Regions from separate parts of the Homo sapiens genome. Here region 2 is linked to region 1. A link is a contact called in ENCODE Hi-C or POLR2A ChIA-PET data. All regions are on one chromosome and are shown on one strand. The core of a region is the stretch at or near the end of the contact, and the rest is flanking DNA. Distances in the headings are between cores, read along the strand shown. Region 1 overlaps SLC12A2-DT (SLC12A2 divergent transcript). Region 2 overlaps CCDC192 (coiled-coil domain containing 192).

Evidence for each region. A loop is a pair of places that touch in the nucleus more often than their neighbours do. ChIA-PET counts read pairs that join two places held with the same protein, here RNA polymerase II (POLR2A).
Region 2: a loop to region 1 is called in a map of endothelial cell of umbilical vein, with 2.9 times the contacts of the local background. The contact joins two enhancer-like sites. A Hi-C loop is called at or near these places in 1 of 168 maps with a recorded cell type or tissue (endothelial cell of umbilical vein). POLR2A ChIA-PET finds 5 or more read pairs at or near these places in 1 of 52 experiments (OCI-LY7).

The regions. Positions count from the first base shown.
Region 1 is chr5:128,035,573-128,042,464 of GRCh38, forward strand. The region is part of intron 2 of SLC12A2-DT (SLC12A2 divergent transcript); the gene reads right to left. Among named protein-coding and RNA genes, the nearest start is that of SLC12A2-DT, 44 kb to the right of the region's middle. Within about 2 kb of position 3,224, at least 4 of the 41 ENCODE cell types and tissues checked have a DNase peak (open chromatin) inside an H3K27ac peak, as active enhancers do; they include endothelial cell of umbilical vein, where a contact is called at or near this core.
Region 2 is chr5:127,810,762-127,817,653 of GRCh38, forward strand. All of the region lies in intron 5 of CCDC192 (coiled-coil domain containing 192), which reads left to right. Among named protein-coding and RNA genes, the nearest start is that of CCDC192, 110 kb to the left of the region's middle. Within about 2 kb of position 3,215, at least 4 of the 41 ENCODE cell types and tissues checked have a DNase peak (open chromatin) inside an H3K27ac peak, as active enhancers do; they include endothelial cell of umbilical vein, where a contact is called at or near this core.

The DNA.
Region 1 (6,892 bases), core at 1,974-4,473:
CTGATGATGATCTGGGTAAAATCTGTGAAAAATAGAAACTTGGTGTTGATATAAAAAGATGTTAACTGTATTTATTATACAACATAAACATCAACATGTATCCGATAATGGAAGAATGCTCTGTAGCTAAAGCCAATGAAGAGAGAAATTTGGTAGATGATAGATAGACAGATTGCACTGATTCTACGAGCCCCCAGGATTTTGTATTCCCTTGAGATGTCTCAGTGCCTGGTCAGCAGCTGGTGGAGAAAGGTCAGAGTGAGCTGCACCATAAATCAATGGTACAGAGAGGCAGGATAAGTGGCTGGGCAGAGGCGGGGGAGAGAGGGACTTAATAGGAATAAAAAGAGGAATAGGTTTTGAGATGGCCAGTTAATGGTTACTGAACCGGAAAAATAGCACTGCAGGTTGCAGAAATGGCTAATGTCAAAACTTTGCATTATAATGAGATCTAGCTCAACCGTAGAAGGTTTTTACTTCTACAGTTTCTAATAATCTGAATAAAGTTTCTTAAAATGCCACATTTATTCTCCAAAAGTTTAAGCATTGGTAAATTCAGAGGGCATACTATTAGGGTTTGTAAAACAAACAAAGAAAACCCACAAAAATATTATTTTAGTAATAAATTTGCAGACTTGTTCATTATTTAACTTATGCCATGTATAACTCTGAGTTGTAACTTCTGGCTCTATATCTGAATTCTCATCAAGTATAAAATAATCATACTGAATCCAAAAACTCATTTCAGAGAGGTGTATGGTTACAATTTTTTTTAACATCAATAAAGATCCTCTTCAAATTCCCACTAAAATTAAACCATAAGTGCTACCATTTCTAGGGTTTATAGTTTTTAAAGCAAAAAACAAACAAACAAAAAAGAAGGGATATTTACCTGAGTATACCAAATAAACAAATATTTTTAAACATTTGTTTAAATTGTTAACTTTGGCATATTGTAATTTAGAGGAAAATATCCCGAAATCTTTTAGCCTAACTCTCCTCATAGTACAGATAAGACAGCCATGCACATTGCAACCCTGGGTGCCCAAAGTCACACTACAAATTAAGGTCACAGGCAGAAAATTGAATATACGTCTCCTACTTCCTGGTCCATCTTCCTTTCTTCACCAGAAAAAAATAATTTTAAAAATGTATAAAGACTATCATGGTAAGATATTAGAAGAATGCTTCAGCAATGATGTTATGTTTTATCCAAGTCAATGTTCAGTATGAGTAGAATATAATCAAAATTAGAGAGAAGATAGAAGAGTCAGGAAACGTGCTGGTTTGGTTATCATATCTTCATAGTGTGTGTTCGTAAAACTTAGGAAAAAACCCTGGGATTCAGCTGCCCAGATATATTTAAAGAAATATGATTGTTCTACAAGATTTCTTTCAAGTAATAATAGAAAAAAATAGCATCAGTTTTGCTATTGTTGTAGGAGTAGTAGAATTAACAGAAATTCATCAATTGCCTCATTTTTTTTTCTAGTGAAAGGAGATGGCCAGCATTCAAGAATTTGCAGAGGCTACTACAAGGAAGTGCAGATTCTTCTCACAGTTGTTTCTTTTCTCACGTCCAGGAGAATTCAGCATTGCTTAAGCATATTTGCCCCAGGGTCTAGATGACAACTGATTGGAGTGATGTTTGCCCTATGCTTTTCAGACTTGATTAAAATGACTAGTGGAATGAATGTGTGCTGTGGTTGACAGCCTTCTAAATTTGATAAAGAAAACTATAATTATATCCAATCTTACCTGATGTTTTAAACAAAATATTTACAGTGTGCAATGAAGATATCTTTGTCCTTTATATGACCTGTAAGATGGCTTAGAAATTATAGCTTAACTGGATGCGTTGATATGATTAAATATATACTTAGTTGACTACCTAAGAATTGCACAACAAAAATGAAAATGTAAGCCTGTGTTTTTTTTTTGATCTTCCCTAAGAATCACTTATGTCTGAATGTGAATACAATTTTTAAAGTAATGCTCGTTAGAAACATAAAAATAAGAAAAGATACTGTATTTTATTTTCACAGAAAAGTGCTTCTATAATTTTAAATAAATGCAATATGTAGGGGACTCATCCAACTCTGTATCAGAAAGGAGACTGAAGAAACTGGAATACAAAATGCATCTGTTTATCCTGTTTTCAAATATAGTCAAAATTGAGGTCTTTTATGTAGATTTTAATCATTTTTAGTATTTTAAATTCTTCCTTAAATTTATCTTTATAGCCCAAATCTCTCTTGCCATGATTTGGATCCAATTCCCATTTTTCACCTTTAACAGAGGCAAATCAGTGGGTAGTGTCTAAAATACGTGATAACCTTCAATTGAAAAGTAACCATCAGTTTACAAATATTTTGTATTTTTAAGGATGGATCTGCTTCTATTAAAATTAAGAATGCAGGTGAAGGCTCAGGACTGTCACTCTGTTTACAGACTGAGGTATGGTTAGCTCTCTCTCATGCTTCTTTATAGTACCCAATGATAATCACTAATTACTAATAATAACTACTTTATTATCATTTCCCACTATTCCTTTATTGAATGAAATGCAGATGGGTGGTGAGGTGTGGAGGTAATTAACACTCTCACATGAAAGTCCAAAGGTAGTCAAACATGACTGCCACTTAAATCCCATTGTCCAGAAGGGAATTACTTGGCCATACCCAGCTGCAAAGAAGGCTAAGAAACATAGCTTTGATATGGGGCAGCCATGTACCCAGATGGACACCGGGACTTTGTTAATACAGACTAAGCGGAAAATGGATTTGGGGGAGCTACTAGCAGTTTCCATTACACTCCACTCCACACATTTTAACATTGTATTAATAGTCAAATCCATTGTGCCTGGGTTAATCTCATATGGACCTTCATTGTTTTCAAACTTCTGAATTATATTTCATGCAGAGAAAAAAGAAATTGGTGTCAAGGACAATACAGAAGAAAAAAATTCTAAGCATCAAGTTACCAAGAATTTATAATTAGACATGCTCATAGTATATTTTAGAAGTGAAGAAAAGTATGACAAATTGAACTATAGGAAAATCTCTTAATTTAACTAAGAGCTTGGCTCTGATCCTTTTGTCAGTGACTTGTGCAGGATCTCAAAATCATATTAAGTGTGGCATTAAAGAGATAGGGCTCAGTCACAAACTTAGCTTTGTTTAGGAATTCTAAACATGGCCAGACCACTTCAAAGTGCTTCACAAAAGATGTACAATTACTTAAAAAACTAATGCAATCTGTGGTCCCAAGATAAGGATTGAAAGCAGAAGGAAACAAGTGAGTCATTACAACTATTGGCTTCTATTTTTGATGAGATAAAGGAATTGCCTGCTTGAGTTCTAGCTGCTTCCTATGTGAATATGCACAAAGAATGTAGGTGTGGTAAATAAAACAGAAGAAGCTATTTTAATACATTTTCATAATATTTTGCATGTAGTTTTAGACTGGGTTCATTTGATAAAATCTGACCTTCAAAATAATTACATAGTAAATTTTTAAAATTTTAAACAGACAGTTCTTATTTTTGCTAAAATAAGTTCTTGATTTGGTGGCCGCCAAACTCCTATTTGCATTCTATGTCATATGACTTAAATTATCTATAATTAATCTTTCAATATTTAAATATTTTCTTTTTCTTTTTGGCTAGGACTATTGATCATATAATAATTAACACTTCCAGGCTTTGGGGCTTTGTATAGCAGTTAGGGAAAAAATATATATAAAGATGAATCTTTTTTCTTCCTTCAAAATTTTGTGCCTTTCTGATTTACTGTAGCCTGGAGCAGAAGGTCACTGTCTGATCCTCAAACTTCTGATTGTTCACATCTTCATTTTGCTGCTACTGATAGACTCGCCTTCCTGGTCTCCGTACATTTTGACTTAACTCTTTGTGTCTTTTGTGAGCATACACACATAAACCTGGAGGAATGTTTTAAAAAGATGACTAATAGCTGGGCGCGGTGGCTCATGCCTGTAATCCCAGCACTTTGGGAGGCTGAGATGGGTGGATCACAAGGTCAGGAGATCAAGACCATCCTGGCTAACACAGCGAAACCCCATCTCTACTAAAAATACAAAAAATTAACTGGGCGTGGTGGCGGGCACCTGTAGTCCCAGCTACTTGGGAGGCTGAGGCAGGAGGATGGCGTGAACCCGGGAGGCGGAGCTTGCAGTGAGCCGAGATCACACCACTGCACTCCAGCCTGGGCGACAGAGTGAGACTCTGTCCCCACCACCCAAAAAAATAAAAAAATAAAAAAAGAAGACTAATAGTCAGAATGGTAAACACATATCTGGGATTTCCAATAAGGATATCCTGTGACAAATTTAATTTAAGTTCAAACTAGGAATCTCTACCAGCACCTAGCAAATACATTGGACAATGAGGGTTAATAGACAGGAATGACAAGTGCTATACTGCTGAATTTTATGCTCAGTGTTCACCACTTTTTCTTTAATGGTAATAACAATATCAATAGCTAACATTTTTTGAGCATTTACTAATGTATGGACACTGTTACACATATCTTATCCATTTGCTAATTAAATCCTCTTAACAATCTACAAGGCAGGAATCATTTTCTTCCCAATTTTACTAATAAGGTAGCTGCATCACAAAGAGCTCAAGAATTTGCCCAACATCACATAATCAGGATGTAGCAGATGGGAAATACCAACATAGGCAGTCTCATACTAGAACCCAGGCTCTTGCTTAGCACAGGGATCCATCTTCCTCTTTTGTTCATGACCTAAGCCATAGCTGCAAAAGGATATTTCTCCTAAAATAATTGAAGACACATTGGAACCACTTGTAAGTTCTGTAATTATATTTGAATAACATTTGTGTTGCTATTTCCTTCTCTGATAATTATCCTCTATTCTCTTTCCATCTGTATGGCTGTAATAGAAACATCCATATGACCCTGTCTTCTAGACCATAGTTTATTGAACCATGAGTGGGCATCTGACTCAAGATGAGCCACTGAGATCTCTTCTAGGCTATATGGTGTAGGTAGAGGTTTCAGTTTTCGCCTATCTTCTTGAACAGCAAAAATATAAACTTGGGCCGGGAGCAGTGGCTCACACCTGTAATCTCAGCACTTTGGGAGGCTGAGGCGGGAGGATTACCTGAGCTCAGGAGTTCAAGACCAGCCTGGGCAACATGGCAAAACCCCGTCTCTACCCAAAATACAAAAAATTAGCCAGGTGTGGTCGTGCACACCTGTAGTCCCAGGTAATCAGGAAGCTGAGATGGGAGGATCACTTAAGCTTGGGAGGCAGAGGCTGAAGTGAGCTGGGGTCATGCCACTGCATTCCAGCCTGGGTGACTCCATCTCAAAAAAAAGTAAACTTGGAAGCTGGTAGCAGTGGCCATTTACTACAGTACTACATGGACCAGGTAAAAGAGAAAGCTGGTCTGCAGTAAAAGAAGAATAAGCAACCCTTCCCTGGTTTACTACAGGAGACAGATTCCATAACTGTCCCCAATTCTTTATTCCCCTTCCTGTATGCCACTCCCTTAACATTATGACTGCAGGTCTTCCCAACAAGAGGTGGAGCCAGTGGCCCATCGCTTAGATCTGGACTGGACTTGTGACTTGGCAAAAGTGACAGAATGCTAGTTTCAAGTCTTAATCACAAGAAGCTTTTCATATTTACAGTTTTTATCTTTGACCCATCTTCTCCCTAAGAACATGCCTGGCTGGCTTGCTGGAAGGATAAGAAGCATAGCTATGGTGCCATAGCCAAGATCATCCTAAAAAGCCAGGAGATAGCTGACCCACCAACTGACTAAAGAGACAAAGAGATGCCCCCTGAGATCATCCAAGCCTAGTCCAGATGAGCAGAACTGCCCAGCCAACCCATAGACTTGTGAAAAATAGTAAATTGTGGTTTTTATAAGGGTGGCTTGTAATGCAGCGTTAGCTAACTGATACAGTTACCTGCAGTTTTCCCATCCATTAAGATACTAGAGGCCTGGATATGCTGCAGTAGCAGGTTTCCATAACTCACACTTATAGTCTTTTAATAAATTTTCCATTTGTCTTAAGTTTTCTCAGTTGGGTTTCTGTTATATGCAACCGTAAGAATCCTAAGTGATGTGAGTTTTATAAGATCTGAGAATAACAAGAACAGCATCTTACTTTTACAGAGTCCTGTTAAGAGGTAACCAGTTTAGTAATAGTGTATTAAAAAGAGATACACCGTGAGCTTTGTTCTGACTGCTTCAACATGTTTGGGGCTGGATCTCTACTTTTGTTTTGTTGGTAGTGATATTGGCAGTTTTTTTTTTTTTTTGAGACGGAGTCTCAATCTATCGTCCAGGCTGGAGTGCAGTGGCACGATCTCGGCTCACTGCAAGCTCCGCCTCCTGGGTTTCCGCCATTCTCCTGCCTCAGCCTCCCAAGTAGCTGGGACTACAGGTGCCCACCACCATGCCTGGCTAATTTTTTTGTATTTTTAGTAGAGACAGGGTTTCACTGTGTTAGCCAGTGGTCTCGATGGTCTCGATGGTCTCGATCTCCTGACCTTGTGATCCACAAATGCCACTAATATATAAATATGTCTACACTGCAACAACTTAAAAGTCTACATATGCCTCAAGCATTAAAATGGAAAAGTTCCCCTTTCCTATTCCCAACCTATAGTAAAGACCCTCCTCAGAGGAACCAGAGTTAATAGCTCAGACAGCTAATAAGGAGCAAGAACTTTAAACTTGTACCTTTACTGAAACTTGGACAATTGAAACCTGGATGGAGAAGATAAGAACCTACATAATTGTCAAAGCAGTGAACTGGATTTTACTGTTGTTTCTTTTGCAGTTATTGGATCTGCTTTTAGGGCAGATTGTTGCTTGTTTGACCTGAAAATC
Region 2 (6,892 bases), core at 1,965-4,464, 220 kb before region 1:
TTCTTATAAAATCAAATCTGACTCAGGCTCCATGTGTCATGTGTTAGCAGAAAGTTCAGTTTCGGTCATTTGGGAGGAAGGGTGGTCCTCTCTCCCTCCTGGGATTTGCAGAAGTACCCCAGTAACTTTACTTGCCAAAAGTTGGGGCCACTAACTTCTAGTGGGTTGTGACTTTCCTTCCCTCTGCTCCATGTCCATGCCTATGGGCCCATTCAGAGCCTTGTGGCTCTTTTTATTCAGTGCTAAGCTTTAACAGAGGGTTTATGGCAGCTCCTGGTCTATATACAACACTCAGCATCAGGCCTCTTTACATATAATTGCCTATTTCAGGTCTTATTACCCAAAGGACCTGTGTACAAGTGGAGTACGCTCTCTGCTGTCTTAAGAACCCCCAATACTTAATCTGCTCTAAATTCTGAAGCAACTTCCTCCCCTTAGGTTTTTCTACTTCCTTTTCTTTTTCAAAGCACCAATCTCCATTCCCTCCCTTGTTGGGGCATTTTCAGGTTGTTTTATTAATGAGACCAGGTTTCCCAACCAAAGGCTTTCCAGATGCTCAAACTCTACCACAAAAGTTAATTTCCTCTCCTTGCATAGGAGTTGGGGGTAGTGTTGGTAATGTAGTAGCAGCAATTCCTCTTTATGAGGAAGTTAATGTTTTAAGGCTGAACTTACTTGAAACTTAAGGGATTTTTTTTAGAGGGTTGTGTACTTAGTAATGCTTAGATAGGAAGGCTTAAACAGAAATGCTTAGACAGAAATATGTGCTTAGATAGTTGAGTCAAAATGTGATATATTTTTATTTATTTTGTTCGCGAATGTGAAGAAATACTAAAATTATTAGGTAAAATAAAATCAAAGCTGTAAGCATTAGTTCTTAGCACTGAAATTGACTTTGCCTACTCTTTCACCTGTTAGATATCTTTTACTCCCCAGTGATAAGTTTATTATCATCAGATTTACCAGGTGGTAACATACATAAGAGGAAATGTGAGTACCTACACCAATAATCATGATACGTGATAGAGTCATTGGCAAGGTCTGAGAAGAAAAGGGAGACTCAATAAATGCCTGTCTCTCCTCTCCCCAGCCTTTCCTCACACTATACACACCCTCCATACACACTGCTCCCTGCCCCAGTAAATTGGATGAGTTGACTAAATATTTAAGAAATTCTTGAGTATAAACTGCATGTATAGAACATTTTCCCCTCTGAACATTCAAGACAGACTGCTTTGGTTTAGAGCCCAGCTCTACCAGTTACTAGCTGAGTGTCTGAGTAGATTGCTTGATCCTGAGGCTTAATTTCCACGACTGCAAAATGGGGATACTAAATGTATCTAGCTCACCGATTTGTCATGAGGGTTAAATGTGTTAATTTTTATAAAATCCTTAGACTGGTACCTACAACACAATCAATTTTATGTAAGTGCTTGCTAAACAATAAAACAAAACAAAAAAATAAAACAACAAAACCAGCATACATTTCCATGTTTTGCTCAGTGGTAAGTTTTAACCACATTCTTTGTGAGAGAATGCTCTGAATGTTCAGCATCGTGATTATCTGTAAAATGGAATAATGGTAGAACCTACCTCAACAGGATTATTGTGAGAATTAAATGGGATGACACTGGTGAAGAGCTGAAAGTGGTCCTGGGATATAGCCAGCCCTCATTAATGTTGATGGTGATTATCAGTGCATCGGTGCTGCTGCTATTGTTGCCTTGTCCTGACCCTCATTTGCTACATATGCTTTGACATTTATCTAAGTGTTTAAAAGCATATATTTTTTGGTACCAAATTCCATTTTATTGATTTTAACTCTTAATTATTTCACTGTCTTCAAAAAAAATACATGTCCCTGTTGAGCCCAAGATATTACTCACTCATTCTTTCTGTGCACGAGGAGAGCATGTAGGAGACTGTTTTGTTTCTGCCAAAGGAGGAATTAGTACGGGGCGTTTCTGCTCACCTTCACTTGAGTAAGAACACAGTGATTGCTTTAGGCAGAGGTCAATGCCATGGGGAATGGAAAACTACTGCCTACGAGTTTTGCAACTGAAAAAGACAATCTTTGATGTTTCAAGGCAATTCTGACCACACTCTTTTTCCTCCACCTTTGCTGCCCTAACCTTTACTTTCTCAGCTTCCTGGAGAATGCCCTCCTACCTGTTTATCTCTAACTCTTGCTTGACCCCATAACCAAATGCCCCAACTGGGAATTTTTATGATGCATATTTCCTGTGCTCAGTGCTAAATCAAATGCAGCTGATTTTACCGTTTCTTTGACATCCATTTTTGGATGCATGTTCCTGGAGACATTTGTGTCCCTTTAGAGTGGGAGCCCGTGCAGGGCGGAGAAGGGCCTGATGGCACACACCTTTCCATGAGGCCCTTTTGACGTTACTGTTCACCTTCCTCATTGCGGGGGCCCAGGATGGGACTTAAACTGTCCCTATTTCATTATGTTGTTCTTTTTCTGCTTTAGCCTTTCCACTCTCAAATTCTCTTGTCAGGAATTCCTCTAGAAGCACCCTCAAGGAAATTGAATGAAAAAACTCAGAATTTTTGAAAATTTAAACAAGTAAATTTTTGTATAGTTTCCTAAAAATCATTGAGGATATCAATACCCTCTTTTGCAAAATAAAAAAGGAAATTGTTTCTAGCTTTAAATTTTATTTAAAATTTAAGTAACTGCTCATCTGCAGTTTTTTATCATTTGTAGTGTTTCAAATATAAATAATTCTATGTTTTGCCCAATCTCTTCCCTTTCTTTTATGTGCCATTTACTGAGGGCTGACATAAATCCCACTGGGAGACTACAGAGAGTAAAAAGCGACCTGGAAGAGTTTGCTTGAGCCTTTATGACTGAAAAGTTTTGTCATAGTCTCAGAATCTGTAACAATACTCAGTGACCATATTTAAAAAAATGATTCAGACAGACTTGTTCAAGCAGATGTGATTTCTGCAAGGATAGCCAGGTCAGAGTCCACAAATGGTTTAAATATGAATCATCTTAAAAAACAAAGAAAAACTAAAATAGTAACTCTACACTTCTTAAACTTTTTCCATTAAAAACTCATGACAATATTGTGTTATAGGAACTAAGAAGGACCTGAGCTTCTCATAGAAAGGATACCAGTAAATCACAAAATCCAAGAAGAGGCAAAGGAATGTAAAACCAAAATAAATAGTTATTAATTATTCATTCTTCAACTATTTTTACTGATCCTCACAAGCCAGTTTCTCATCCTTCAGGCTTAGTGGGTGCAGGGAGCCTTGGTTGTGAATTGCTATTGTCTGTCCTCACAGAAGAACTGGTTTAGAGGAAGGATTAAAAGGAAAAGCAGGAGGAGGTTTGGAGGGTCAAACAGGGAGGCTGCTTCAGGAGTAGGGGAGAATGCAGACGGCAGTAAGGGCAGGAGTGGGAGCAGGAACAATGTGAACAGTGAGACTAGAAGTTCAGTAGAGGGAATAGTCGGAAATCAGAATAGGAGGCGTTATTCTTCTTTGTGGAATTGCTAATAAGAATACAGCTAAATGTTTGCATTAAGCATTAAAAACAAGTTATGTCCAGTTTGAGCCCATGGGCATGTTTCCCCCTCAATGCTCTTTCCCGCATAAAACACACTTCCCCAGAGTGTGGAGCTCAGGAGGTAACCAAAGTAACCAAAGAACTCTGCCATGGTAACCCTTGCAAGGCTGCCATGTTGAGTTAAAGTGATTGTTGTGGATAAAAGCTTCACTGAATGGAAATGGAGGGTTGAGATTTTAGCCTAAACAGTAGCATGTTTAATGCTTATAAATGTGTAGTTTTTAGTTAATTGGAATAGCTAAAAGCTTAGTTGGGAAAAGACTCAGTAACATTTTGGGAGATCTTTCTATGACTTCTCCAAAACTGTGTTGCCCGAGGAATTTACTTTGCCTTTCAGCCCTGGATCTTAGAATAAGAATTTAGACTTTAGAATGACTTTCCAGCAAAGCAATCCCTTGCTGGTTAGTTTCAAGTCTGACATGTTTGGAAATTTGTGCCAATGAAATTCTAGCTGCACAGCTCCCACTGTTCTCCCATTCATGTCCTACGTACCTGTGTTGTCTTAAACATTGTTGAGGGTAAACAGTTGTTTTCAACATCTTCAGTATGGCGAATTTTTAAAAATATTTTTTAATTAGTTTTCTCTGATGGGTTTTTTTTATTTTTATTTTCAAGACAGTATGTGTTGGGAAAATTTCTGGCCTCAAAATATAATTCTTTGCACCTCTCATGAATAAATATTATGACAGAAGGATCTCTCTCTTTCAGCAATGACCATGTGTAGCCTTAAAAATGCTCAGTAGTAAGACTCTAGGCTGGTGTTTCTCTATCTGAAACTGTAGGTTCATGGGCATATTTTCAGATCTGTGTGGTGTATTAATAGACTGTGTGACCTGGGAGCTATTGTACACATCAACTTTAACATATTTTAGAAAGAGTCGATGGATATTTGTGTGCCATTTTCTGTTGACTCCCGCATAGCAGAGCAAACTAAATCTGAGGAAGATGGTGAAACGTCAGAACAGCAAGTAAAATTCTTCCTCTCTCTTGCTGGATTTCATTTAGGAGCAAGTGATCAAAGAGACTGAAAACCTGGAATCTTGAGGCTGGGTCTGTCCATTGGCACATTTGGGGATGATAGGGGGTGGGGAAAATCAGGTTTTACATGATTTCTATAAATTCACAGAGTTCCTGCATGGAATCTACCTTCAGCTTCACAGAAACAATCTTCTCTAAGCCTTCCAGATTGCCCACAGGAGTCTAAGGAGTTTCTTTAAAGAGAGATGTATGGGCTGGCTATGGCGGCTCACACCTGTAATCCCAGCACTTTGGGAGGCTGAGACGGGTGGGTCACGAGGTCAGGAGATCAAAACCATCCTGGCTAACAAGTGAAATCCCGTCTCTACTAAAAATACAAAAAAATTAGCCAGGCATGGTGGCGGGCACCTGTAGTCCCAGCTCCTCAGGAGGCTGAGGCAGGAGAATGGCATGAACCTGGGAGGCGGAGCTTGCAGTGAGAGTAGGTTGCACCATTGCACTCCAGCCTGGGCAACAGAGCGAGACTCTGTCTGAAAAAAAAAATAAAAATAAAAGAGAGAGATGTACAAGAAAGAGAATTTGTCAAAATCCATGACTGATTATATTTGGGATCAGGTGTTATTAAATATACAGTATGTATATAAAAAGTACAAAAATCACATATTTTGTCTCTAAAAGGTTTCATCCATCATTGGTTAGATAAAGCTATTAGACAATGTACTTTAAAGAAGTTGAGATACATTAATATGTGTTAGAGAAAAGTAATGAGGAGGGGAGGGGCTTATGATGGACTTGGCAAAGAAATCATGATTTGGAGTTAGTGTTCTGGAGAGAGTGACTTAGAAATCAACATACTGTTGTGTGGATAAATATTTTATAATTAGCATTAAACATTACAAAGGGTTCAAATTGCATCAGTAAAGCTTTTTAGAGGGAATTTGCTCATTGAACCATGAAAAGGGGGGATTTTCTGCAAAGGAGGCAGACAGAGATTTGCTAGGACCCTAAAGCTAATAAGCAAATTTGGGATAAGCTTGTACTTAGTTTAGCTTTAGTGGGGCTTCTAAGGTAGAGTCCTGTGATATCAGTCATGTTCTTGTTTTACAGAAATACCAGTTTAAGCAGAATAGGTATTAAGTGAAGGCCATGGCTAACTCTCACTCTCCAGGAGAGCCAGAGAACCAGATTTGGAAATGGAAGCTGAAACAATGGTCAAATCACACCACAGAACTTCCCCAGGTAGCTTCCCACTGCTGTATAGTTCTAGCTGGTACCTCTGGCTCTGTGCACTGGAAGCCTCCACTAGAACTTTTGCTTCTAAACAGGGTGTTTCTGCTGTGAACAGAGGGCACATAGCAGCTATTCTTATCTGAATTCTGGCATAAATGTTTCAAGCCTTGCACTGAGGATGCGAGGGAGGCTTCTGCTTTGAGAAAGTGAGGTCTCAAGGTGGGGAAATAACCAAGCTTAGGAAAAGTGTTCAAAGATGGTTGGCAGGCAAAAAGAATGCTATAGTTCCATCACACCCAGTAAGTTTGTGGGTCTCAGATAAAAGAAAATCAAGGCAAGTTCAACTGTAGGCTGGAAAAATATTAGAGTTCTTAATGATTGACTTATTCCATGCTATTTGTTTCTTTAAACCTTGTCCTTCAATATATCTGGATTTAAATTTGTCAAACAAAGGTGATAATGTGATATTATTAGTTATTCATATTGTTAACATTTTTCTTATGAATCATAATTGATTGGATGCTGTGATAGTCTTTCTTTTCCACCTATTACCGGGTGCAATGTCACACCTGTTGGCAGTTGGTGGCTTACAGGTACAGTGCCTTGGAGGAAATAGTGACACCCTAATAAAGTGATTCTCAAATTTAGTGAGTCTTAGGTTCACCTGAAAGCCCTATTTAAAATACAGGTAGAAGAGTTAAAATATGACCCAGCAGTTCTGTTCCTAGGTATATACTGCAGAGAATGGAAATATGTCCACACAAAAGCTTGCACAAAAATGTTCATGGCAACATTATTTACAATAGCAAAAAACTGGTAACAACTCAAATGTCCAGCAATTGATGAATGGATAAACAAAATGTAAAATATTCAACTAATGGAATATTATTTATCCATAAAAAGGAATTCTGGTTCATACTACAACATGGACAAACATTGAAAATACTGTGTTAAGTGAAAGAAGCCAAAAACAAAACTCCACATATTGTAAGATTCCATTGATTGAAAATGTCCAGAATAGGTACTGGTTGCCATTGGCCTGAGGGGGTGAGATGGATAAGGAGTGAGGGAGTGACTGCTAATGGATAT